Regions from separate parts of the Homo sapiens genome. Here region 2 is linked to region 1. Evidence: chromatin contacts called from ENCODE Hi-C or POLR2A ChIA-PET data. All regions are on one chromosome and are shown on one strand. The core of a region is the stretch at or near the end of the contact, and the rest is flanking DNA. Distances in the headings are between cores, read along the strand shown.

What was found. A loop is a pair of places that touch in the nucleus more often than their neighbours do. ChIA-PET counts read pairs that join two places held with the same protein, here RNA polymerase II (POLR2A). Pooled maps may share reads with other maps.
Region 2: POLR2A ChIA-PET joins it to region 1 with 12 read pairs in A549. The contact joins two enhancer-like sites. A Hi-C loop is called at or near these places in 2 of 168 maps with a recorded cell type or tissue (PC-3 and naive thymus-derived CD4-positive, alpha-beta T cell) and 4 of 50 pooled maps. POLR2A ChIA-PET finds 5 or more read pairs at or near these places in 6 of 52 experiments (A549, CD4-positive, alpha-beta T cell, HCT116 and 3 more).

The regions. Positions count from the first base shown.
Region 1 is chr11:123,085,035-123,089,567 of GRCh38, forward strand. All of the region lies in intron 2 of CLMP (CXADR like cell adhesion molecule), which reads right to left. Among named protein-coding and RNA genes, the nearest start is that of HSPA8, 25 kb to the left of the region's middle. Within about 2 kb of position 2,822, at least 3 of the 41 ENCODE cell types and tissues checked have a DNase peak (open chromatin) inside an H3K27ac peak, as active enhancers do.
Region 2 is chr11:123,121,099-123,125,267 of GRCh38, forward strand. The region is part of intron 1 of CLMP (CXADR like cell adhesion molecule); the gene reads right to left. Among named protein-coding and RNA genes, the nearest start is that of HSPA8, 61 kb to the left of the region's middle. Within about 2 kb of position 1,438, at least 14 of the 41 ENCODE cell types and tissues checked have a DNase peak (open chromatin) inside an H3K27ac peak, as active enhancers do.

The DNA.
Region 1 (4,533 bases), core at 1,572-4,071:
AAGTCAAGGAAAGGAGGAAACCATGCAAGTGTACAGCTATGCATGTATTAAGCATAGACTTATGAAAGGAAAAGAAACCTCGGGACCCCTCGGGAAGCCAAAGGGAAGGTCGAGCTTGGAACGATGTCGGCAAACCTGCCTCCCATTCTTTTTTTTTTTTTTTTTTAAGTATTTGAGAGACTTCTATGAGACAGGACTGTTTCCTTGGTTTTATTTATTTATTTATTTATTTTTGAGACAGTCTCGCTCCGTCACCCAGGCTGAAGTGCAGTGGCACAATCTTGGCTCACTGTAACCTCCGCTTCCTGGGTTCAAGCAGTTCTCCTGCCTCAGCCTCCTGAGTAGCTGGGATTACAGGTGTACACCACCATGCCCGGCTAACTTTTGTATTATTGGTAGAGACAGGGTTTCGCCATGTTGGCCAGGCTGGTCTTGAACTCTTGGCCTCAGGTGATCCACCCTCCTTGGCCTCCCAAAGTGCTGGGATTACAGACATGAGCCACCACGCCTGGCCTGCCTTCCATTCTATTCCTGAATAAGAAATAAGATAGCTACAAAGATAAAAAAAAAAAAAAAAAAAAAGCTTACAGTACTCCTGCACAATTTGCCCACAAGGTGACTGCTTGTGGACAAAGGACAGACAGAACTCACAGTTACCCCTCTGCACACATGAGATAAATGCATATCTGATTGCTTCCTTTGCCCTATTTCACTAAGCCGAACTAATTTTTTATGTTTTTTTTTTTTTGTTTTTTTTTTGAGATAGAGTCTCACTCTTGTCGCCCGGTCTGGAGTACAATGGTGCGATCCTGGCTCACTGCAACCTCTGTCTCCTGGGTTCAAGCAATTCTTCTGCCTCAGTCTCCTGAGTAGCTGGGATTACAGATGCATGCCACCATGACTCGCTCATTTTTGTATTTTTAGTAGAGCTGGGGTTTCTCCATGTTGGCCAGGCTGGTCTTGAACTCCTGACCTCAGATGATCTGCCTGCCTCAGCCTCCCAAAGTGCTGGGATTACAGGTGTGAGCCACTGCGCCTGGCCCTAATTTTTTATTTTAGTAGAGATGGGGTTTCACCATTCTGGCCAGGCTGGTCTCAAAGTCCTGACCTCAGGTGATCCACCCTCCTCGGCTTCCCAAAGTGCTGGGATTACAGGTGTGAGCCACTGCGCCTGGCAAATCTCTTCTTTGGTTCAAGTGATTTATAATCAAGTGAGATTAACAAGGAAAGACTATTAAACAGAGAAAAAGAAATGATTTATTTGAAATAGTATCAAGGAGAGTGTCCCAGACAAGTTGGTGGCATTTGAGCTAGGCTTTGAGAGGCAAGGAGAAAAGGCCTGGAGGGAGCATTCCAGCTACACAGAAGGGCACTAAAAAAGGCATGCAAGCATATGGGCATCTCCCAGGCACATTTCAGCTGCAGCTGTTCCAAATTGTTTCACTCAAGCCCTCAACCCTGCCTTTGATCACGTGTTGCTCCACAGCTCTTCAGAGCCTTTCCTGAGAAGGTTCTCTCAATCAGATAAAACCTATGAACTCTGACCCAGAAAAAACTCACATATTATTTTGCAGATAATTCCATGGGGTTCCTAGCACTCAAGGGAAAGCCCTCTGCTTTAGGCACAGATGGGGAAGAGCTAGGATCACAGCCCTTCTCCTGGATGTGGTACTTGTTTGTTCTAAATATTTGTGGGGGCCAGATGCGTGGTGGTTCACGCCTGTAATCCAAGCACTTTGGGAGACCAAGGCTGGTGGTTTGCTTGAGCCCAGGAGGTTGAGGCTATAGTGAGCCAAGACTGCGCCACTGTACTCCAGCCTGGGTGACAGAGTGAGACCCTGTCTCAACAAATAAAATTTAAAAAAAGAAAAAAATGTAACTGGGTGCGGTGGCTCACAACTGTAATCCCAGCATTTTGGGACGCCAAGGCAAGCAGATCACTTGAAGTCAGGAGTTTGAGACCAGCCTGGCCAACATGGTGAAACCCTGTCTCTACTAAAAAATACAAAAATTAGACAGGTGGCCTGACGTGGTGGCTCACGCCTATAATCCCAGTCCTTTGGGAGGCCGAGGTGGGCAGATCACCTGAGGTTGGGAGTTCAAGACCAGCCTGACCAACATGGTGAAACCCCGTCTCTACTAAAAATACAAAATTAGCCGGGCGTGATGGCGCATGCCTATAATCCCAGCTACTCGGGAGGCTGAGGCAGGAGAATTGCTTGAACCCGGGAGGCGGAGGTTGCAATGAGCCAAGATCACGGCATTGCACTGCAGTCTGAGCAACAAGAGCGAAACTCCGTCTCAAAAAAAAAAAGAAAGAAAGAAAAAACTAGGTGTGGTGGTGTGCGCCTGTAAACCCAGCTACTCAGGAGGCTGAGGCAGCAGAATCACTTGAACCTGGGAGGCAGAGATTGCAGTGAGTGGAGATTATGCCACTGCACTCCAGCCTGGGCAACATAACAAGATTCTGTCTCAAAAAAATAAAATGAAATAAATAAATATTTGCGGCTCGGTGCAGTGGCTCATGCCTGTAATCCCAGTACTTTGGGATGCCGAGGCGGGTGGATCACGAGGTCAAGAGATCGAGACCATCCTGGCCAATATGGTGAAACCCTGTCTCTACTAAAAATACAAAAATTAGCTGGGTGTGGTGGCATATGCCTGTAGTCCCAGCTACTAAAGAGGCTGAGGCAGAAGAATCGCTGGAACCCAGGAGGCAGAGGTTCCAGTGAGCCAAGATCATGCCACTGCACTCCAGCCTAGGGACAGAGTGAGACTCTGCCTCAAAACAAGACAAAACAAAACAGAAAAATGTTTGTAGGGTGTTGTTGGCCCCACATCCTGTTGTACTCTGTAGGGTAGGTTTCGTTTTGTTTCTTTTTTTTTTTTCTTTGAGACGGAGTTTCACTCTTTTTGCCCAGGCTGGGGTGCAATGGCATGATCTTGGCTCACCACAACCTCCGCCTCCCGGGTTCAAGTGATTCTCCTGCCTCAGCCTCCTGAGTAGCTGGGATTACAGGCATGTGCCACCAGGCCCAGCTAATTTTGTATTTTTAGAAGAGATGGGGTTTCTCCACGTTGGTCAGGCTGGTCTCGAACTCCTGACTTCAGGTGATCTGCCCGCCTCGGCCTCCCAAAGTGCTGGGATTACAGGTGTGAGCCACCATGCCCAGCTGGAAGGGTAGGTTTCTTGGCAGGTGATAGAGCTGACTTAGTAATGCAAAATTGCTGGGATAGTTGGAAAAGAAGGAAATGCGTTCACAACAGGAAAAAACTGGAAGCTGTAGAGTTTGTCTCCATTCAAAGACTGAAAGTAAGGGGGCCTTACACCTGGAGATAAGGCAGGTAAGCTTGGAACACTTACTAGGTGCTCTGTTAATGTTTCTCTTTCTTTCTGATTTGTCCATATTTCCCCCAGATGCATAATCACCTACAATGAAGTCAGTTTGTACTTTCTAGGAGAATGAAGAGAGGCAAAACCTACAAGACAGTGAAGCACTGGGTAATTTTTAGGAACTTTGGGGTTTTGTGGGCTTTGACAGGTGGGTGACCTTTTTGGCCTGAGAGCTTTGGAATTTCTTTCTTGTTTATTTTATTTATTTATTTTTGAGATGGAGTTTCACTCTTGTTGCCCAGGCTGGAGTGCAGTGGCGTAATCTCCACTCATTGCAACCTCCGCCTCCTGGGTTCAAGCGATTCTCCTGTCTCAGCCTCTCAAGTAGCCGGGATTACAGGCATTCACCACCACACCAGCTAATTTTGTATTTTTAGTAGAGACGGGGTTTTACCATGTTGGTCAGGCTGGTCTCGAACTCCTGACCTCAGGTGATCCACCCGCCTTAGCTTCCCAAAGTGCTGGGATTCCAGGCGTGAGCCATGGCGCCCAGCTGCTTGTTTATTTTAGTATTTGGGTTAGCATCCAGAGATGCCTTCGTCTTGAAATATATATTTGAATTTGAAGAATCTTAGTAGCTGTGGTCCAAAGTAGAGTCAGGCTGCTTTGGACGCTAGAACAGTACAGCAAGCACTTTCAAACTGTTTTCAACAGACTCACATTAAGAAATACATTTTTCTCGCCCGGGGCTCATGCCTGTAATCCCAGCACTTTGGGAGGCCAAGGCAGGCAGATCACTTGAAGCCAGGAGTTCCAGACGAGCTTGGCCAACGTGGTGAAACCCCATCTCTACTAAAATTACAAAAATTAGCCGGGCATGGTGGCGCATGCCTGTAGTCCCAGCTACTCAGGTGGCTGAGGCAGGAGAATTGCTTGAGCCCAGGAGACGAAGTTTGCAGTGAGCCGAGATCATGCCACTGCACTTCAGTCAAAAAAAAAAGAAACACATTTTTCTTCATGACACAGCATACACATATATACTGAAACATAAGTTTCATGAGTATATGTGCAGTATGCTCTGATATTGTCTAGTCTATGTTAAAAGAAAACAAAATGACCAGGTGCAGTGGCTCATGCCTGTAATCCCAGCACTTTGGGAGGCCGAGGCGGGCGGATCACAAGGTCAGGAGATCAAGACC
Region 2 (4,169 bases), core at 188-2,687, 35 kb after region 1:
CCTGGGCGACAGAGCGAGACTCCGTCTCAAAAAAAAAAAAAAAAAAAAGCTGTTTGGATATGCTGAGAATGAGCAGGACTTGTACAGTGGGCTTCTTTGTAGGCTGTTTGATTGTGGGATTCCCAACGTCAGTGTCTGTAGGCCTTTTTTCTGAAGCTGTTGAATTACTCCAGAGAAAAATTCTTGTTTTTGTTTTGTTTTGTTTTGTTTTGTTTTTGAGATGGTGTCTCGTTCTGTCGTCCAGGCTAGAGTGCAGTGGCACAATCTCGGGTCACTGCAATCTCCACCTCCCAGGTTCAAGCAATTCTCCTGCCTCAGCCTCCTGAGTATCTGGGACTACAGGCATGTGCCACCAGGCCCATCTAATTTTTGTATTTTTAGTAGAGACGGGGTTTCACCATGTTGGCCAGGCTGGTCTGGAATTCCTGGCCTCAAGTGATCTGCCTGCCTTGGCCTCCCAAAGTGCTGGGATTACAGGTGTGAGCCACCTCACCTGGCCAGAGAAAAATTTTAAAATCACATATCTGTCAGTGGGAGGTGGGTAATGGCTGCCAATGTTCTCTGAGCTGGGTGGGTTTAGTGGGTCAGGAGTATACCTATACAGATTCCAGTCCTTGAGCCTTTTAATAAACTGGCTTATAACCACTGGGGTTTCAGCCACTGTGTTTTGGTAAGTCAGTTACCTCTCTTCCACCTGCTTTCATCAGCCAAACATTTGTTGACATTTCTCTTTCACCTTTATTTCCTTCCCCATTTTCAGCCACCTGAGTAGCTGGTACTGACTACAGGCACGTGCCCTTGCGTCCGGCTAATTTTTGTATTTTTTGTAGAGATGGGGTTTTGCCATGTTGCCAGGCTAGTCTTGAACTCCTGGACTCAAGCAATCCGCCTGCCTACGGCCTCCCAAAGTGCTGGGATTGGGAACCACTGTGTCTGGCCCTTTACTTTCATTTTAGTGGGTTTTGGGGAGGAAACAGAGAAAAATACATGTGTTCAATCTACCACATTACCTAAAATATCCGTAAGTGATTTAGGGGGCAGGTACTGTCTTCTAGACTATAGACATTTTCTCTGCTCCGTTTTTATTTTTTAATTTTTTTAGAGATAGGGTCTTGCTATGTTGCCCAGGCTGGTCTTGAACTCTTGGGTTCAAGAGACCCTCTCAAGCTTTCCTAGTACTGGGATTACAGGCGTGAGCCACTGTGCCAGGTACTCTGCTCCATTTTTGAAAGCAACAAAATATTTAATTAGATCTGTGGCTTTTTATCCTCCCACTTCCCCTGTTCAACAGACAGTCATCATTGGCAGGGTTGTGTCTGTCGACTGCGATACTGACTGTGATATTGGCTCTCTAACCCTGGGACAGATAGGACAGTCCTCCGGGAAACAGAACAGCTTGTCCGTGTACTCAGGAAGCTCATGTGGGATACACGGTGGCCACACTCCTACTGGAAAGCTTTTCTGTTGCGACACCCTCTGCTCAGCATGATAGAAAAGGAGAAAAAGCTTTTATTTCCCAATAGGCTCTCTCTTATCCCGAGAACCTTATCTGGGAAAAAGGTAGCAGAGAAACGTGAAAGCAAGTTTCATCAGGAATGAGGAAATTGCCACTCATTTTGCTAATTTTGACCTATGAAACCCAAAGAGAAAACGTGTGTGGGATTTTGTTTTCATGTCTTGTGTTTTTCTTACTTTCCCCCTCTCTTCCTCCCTGTCTTCCCTCCTTTCCTTCTTCCTTTCTTTCTACTCACCAGGCATGTTGTATTTAAGCTATTTTGGTTCAGACTAAGGGAAATGAATCAAGGCTTTCGGAACAAATTAAAGAAGTACACAAATGCTCAGGATGAAGCCTTCATGTCCAATAGAAACGAAGGCCTGCTCTGCTCAAAATAACTCGTTCTTGCACCCTCATCCCTTTTGCTGTGTTTGCAGCTTGGAAACCCTACCAGACACCGAGGCCTTCTTAGGAAAAATATTTGTTTAAATCTTTCGCTTTCTCTGTGGTCTTTAAAAGCCACTAAGCCACTCTGGTTTCTAGTCCAGGAATCAGCTTTTCTGGGCGTATCATATTGCCCAGCTGTGACCCTTCCAGGCACGTGAACTCTGCAGAATTCTAGCAGAGATCTGAAGATTTTTTTCTTTTCTTTCTTTCTTTCTTTCCTTTTTTTTTTTTTTTTTTAAGACAGAGTCTTGCTCTGTCACTCAGGTTGGAGTGCAGTGGTGTGATCTTGGCTCACTGCAGCCTCCACCTCCCGGGTTCAAGCCATTCTCGTGGATCAGCCTCCCAAGTAGCTGGGATTACAGGCATGTGCCACCACACTGGCTAATTTTTGAATTTTTGTAGAGACAGTGCTTCACCATGTTGGCTAGGCTGGTCTTGAACTGCTGGCCTCAAGTGATCTGCCCACCTCAGCCTCCCAAAGTGCTGGGATTACAGGGGTAATCCCACTGTGCCTGGCCAAGGTTTTTGTACATGAGAAATTGGTGGCGAGTCCCATGAGGAAGTGCGGCGTACACACAGGCAGATTTCCTTCACCATTAGTTCCTGTGTCAATCAGGGAACCCGCAATGAGACCATGTATTATGTACAGCATTGTACAGGGATTTTGTGGAAAATGTGAGAATAGACACAATCCATACACAATTCCTGACTCCTGTCCTCATGTAGCATCCAGTGTAGTTGTAAGGCATGTGAAAAAATTAGCAAATACTTTAAGACAGCACAAAATTGACACTACCTCTAATGCTGTGGCAGCTCAGAGGAGATGGCGACCCATAAATGATGAAAATCAGTGCAGGAAATGAGACATGAGAGACAAATGGAGGGAAAATGCAAAGGAGAAAGGCAGGAACGAGCTCTGGATGATTGGGTGGGAATGAACTCATTACTCAGGGTTAGACTGCAAGGGAAAGAGAAAAGGAGCAGTGAGGAGAGAGCGATTCATTTGATGGGAGAGTTAGGAGAAGGAAACTTCTAGGTAAATATTATTGGAATTGGCCTACAGAGAACAGCCCTGTTATATTTTTTTGGTTGTTATTTTTAGTTTAACAACAAGTGTCCGCTTTTATCTATAATTTTCTTTTTCTTTCTTTTTTTGTAGAGATGGGGGTCTTGCTATGTTCCCTAGGCTGGTCTCGAACTCCTGGCCTCAAGTGATCCTCTTGCTTTGGCCTCCCAAAGTGTTGGGATTACAGGCATGAACTACCACGCACAGCTTACGGTTTTCCCAGTTGATTGGTTTGCTAATCTTTGAGATTAATCCAGAGGCAAGCAGAGATCTATTTCACCCCTACCCCACAAAACCCCTCTTAAATATCCAAGATTTTTGGTGGGCTGTGGTGTCACAGGTGAGTGAATTGAAATCATTAGGTAGTTGGATGTATTTCATTCAGCATGCAGGACTATCTGGCAGCAGAGACTAGAAGGGCCAAATCCTACTTCTCTGGATTTTGCCTCTGCAATAATCTAACAACCATCTGCTTACATCACTTTTTAGAATAACCAGTCATTTAATGTCGTTCATTCATTTAATAAATACTTATTGAACACTTGCTATATGTCAGTCACCATCTGCAGCGCTGGGCATACAGCAGTGAACAAAACGGATATTCTCCTTATTTTGTCCTTCTCAGAAATGCGTACATATCCCTGAGGGTCTTGGGCAGTGAGACAGAAACATATAGCATTCTAAAATAATTATGTAATCAATATTTTCTTGGAGTGTCAGTTTACTAAATAAGTAATTGAAAACACTGCCCTGTATTTAAATATATACATATGGAGTGGAATACAAAATTTAAATGCATTTCTTTTTTGAGACAGGGTCTGGCTCTGTCACCCAGGCTGGAGTGCAGTGGTGAGATCCCGGTTCACTGCAACATTTGCCTCCTAAGCTCAAGTGATCCTCCCACCTTAGCCTCCTGAGTAGCTGGGACAATAGGTGTGCACTACCATGCCTAGCTAATTTTCTGTATTTTTAGCAGAGACAGGGTTTCACCATGTTGCCTAGATGGGTCTTGAACTCCTGAGCTCAGGCAATCCGCCTGCCTCGGCCTCCTACAGTGCTGAGATTAAGAGCAAGAGCCACCACACCTGGCCTTATATGCATTTTTAAGCTAAAGCAAGACTTTAAAGAAATGCAATTTGTTCTGGGCTATGTCCCAAATCT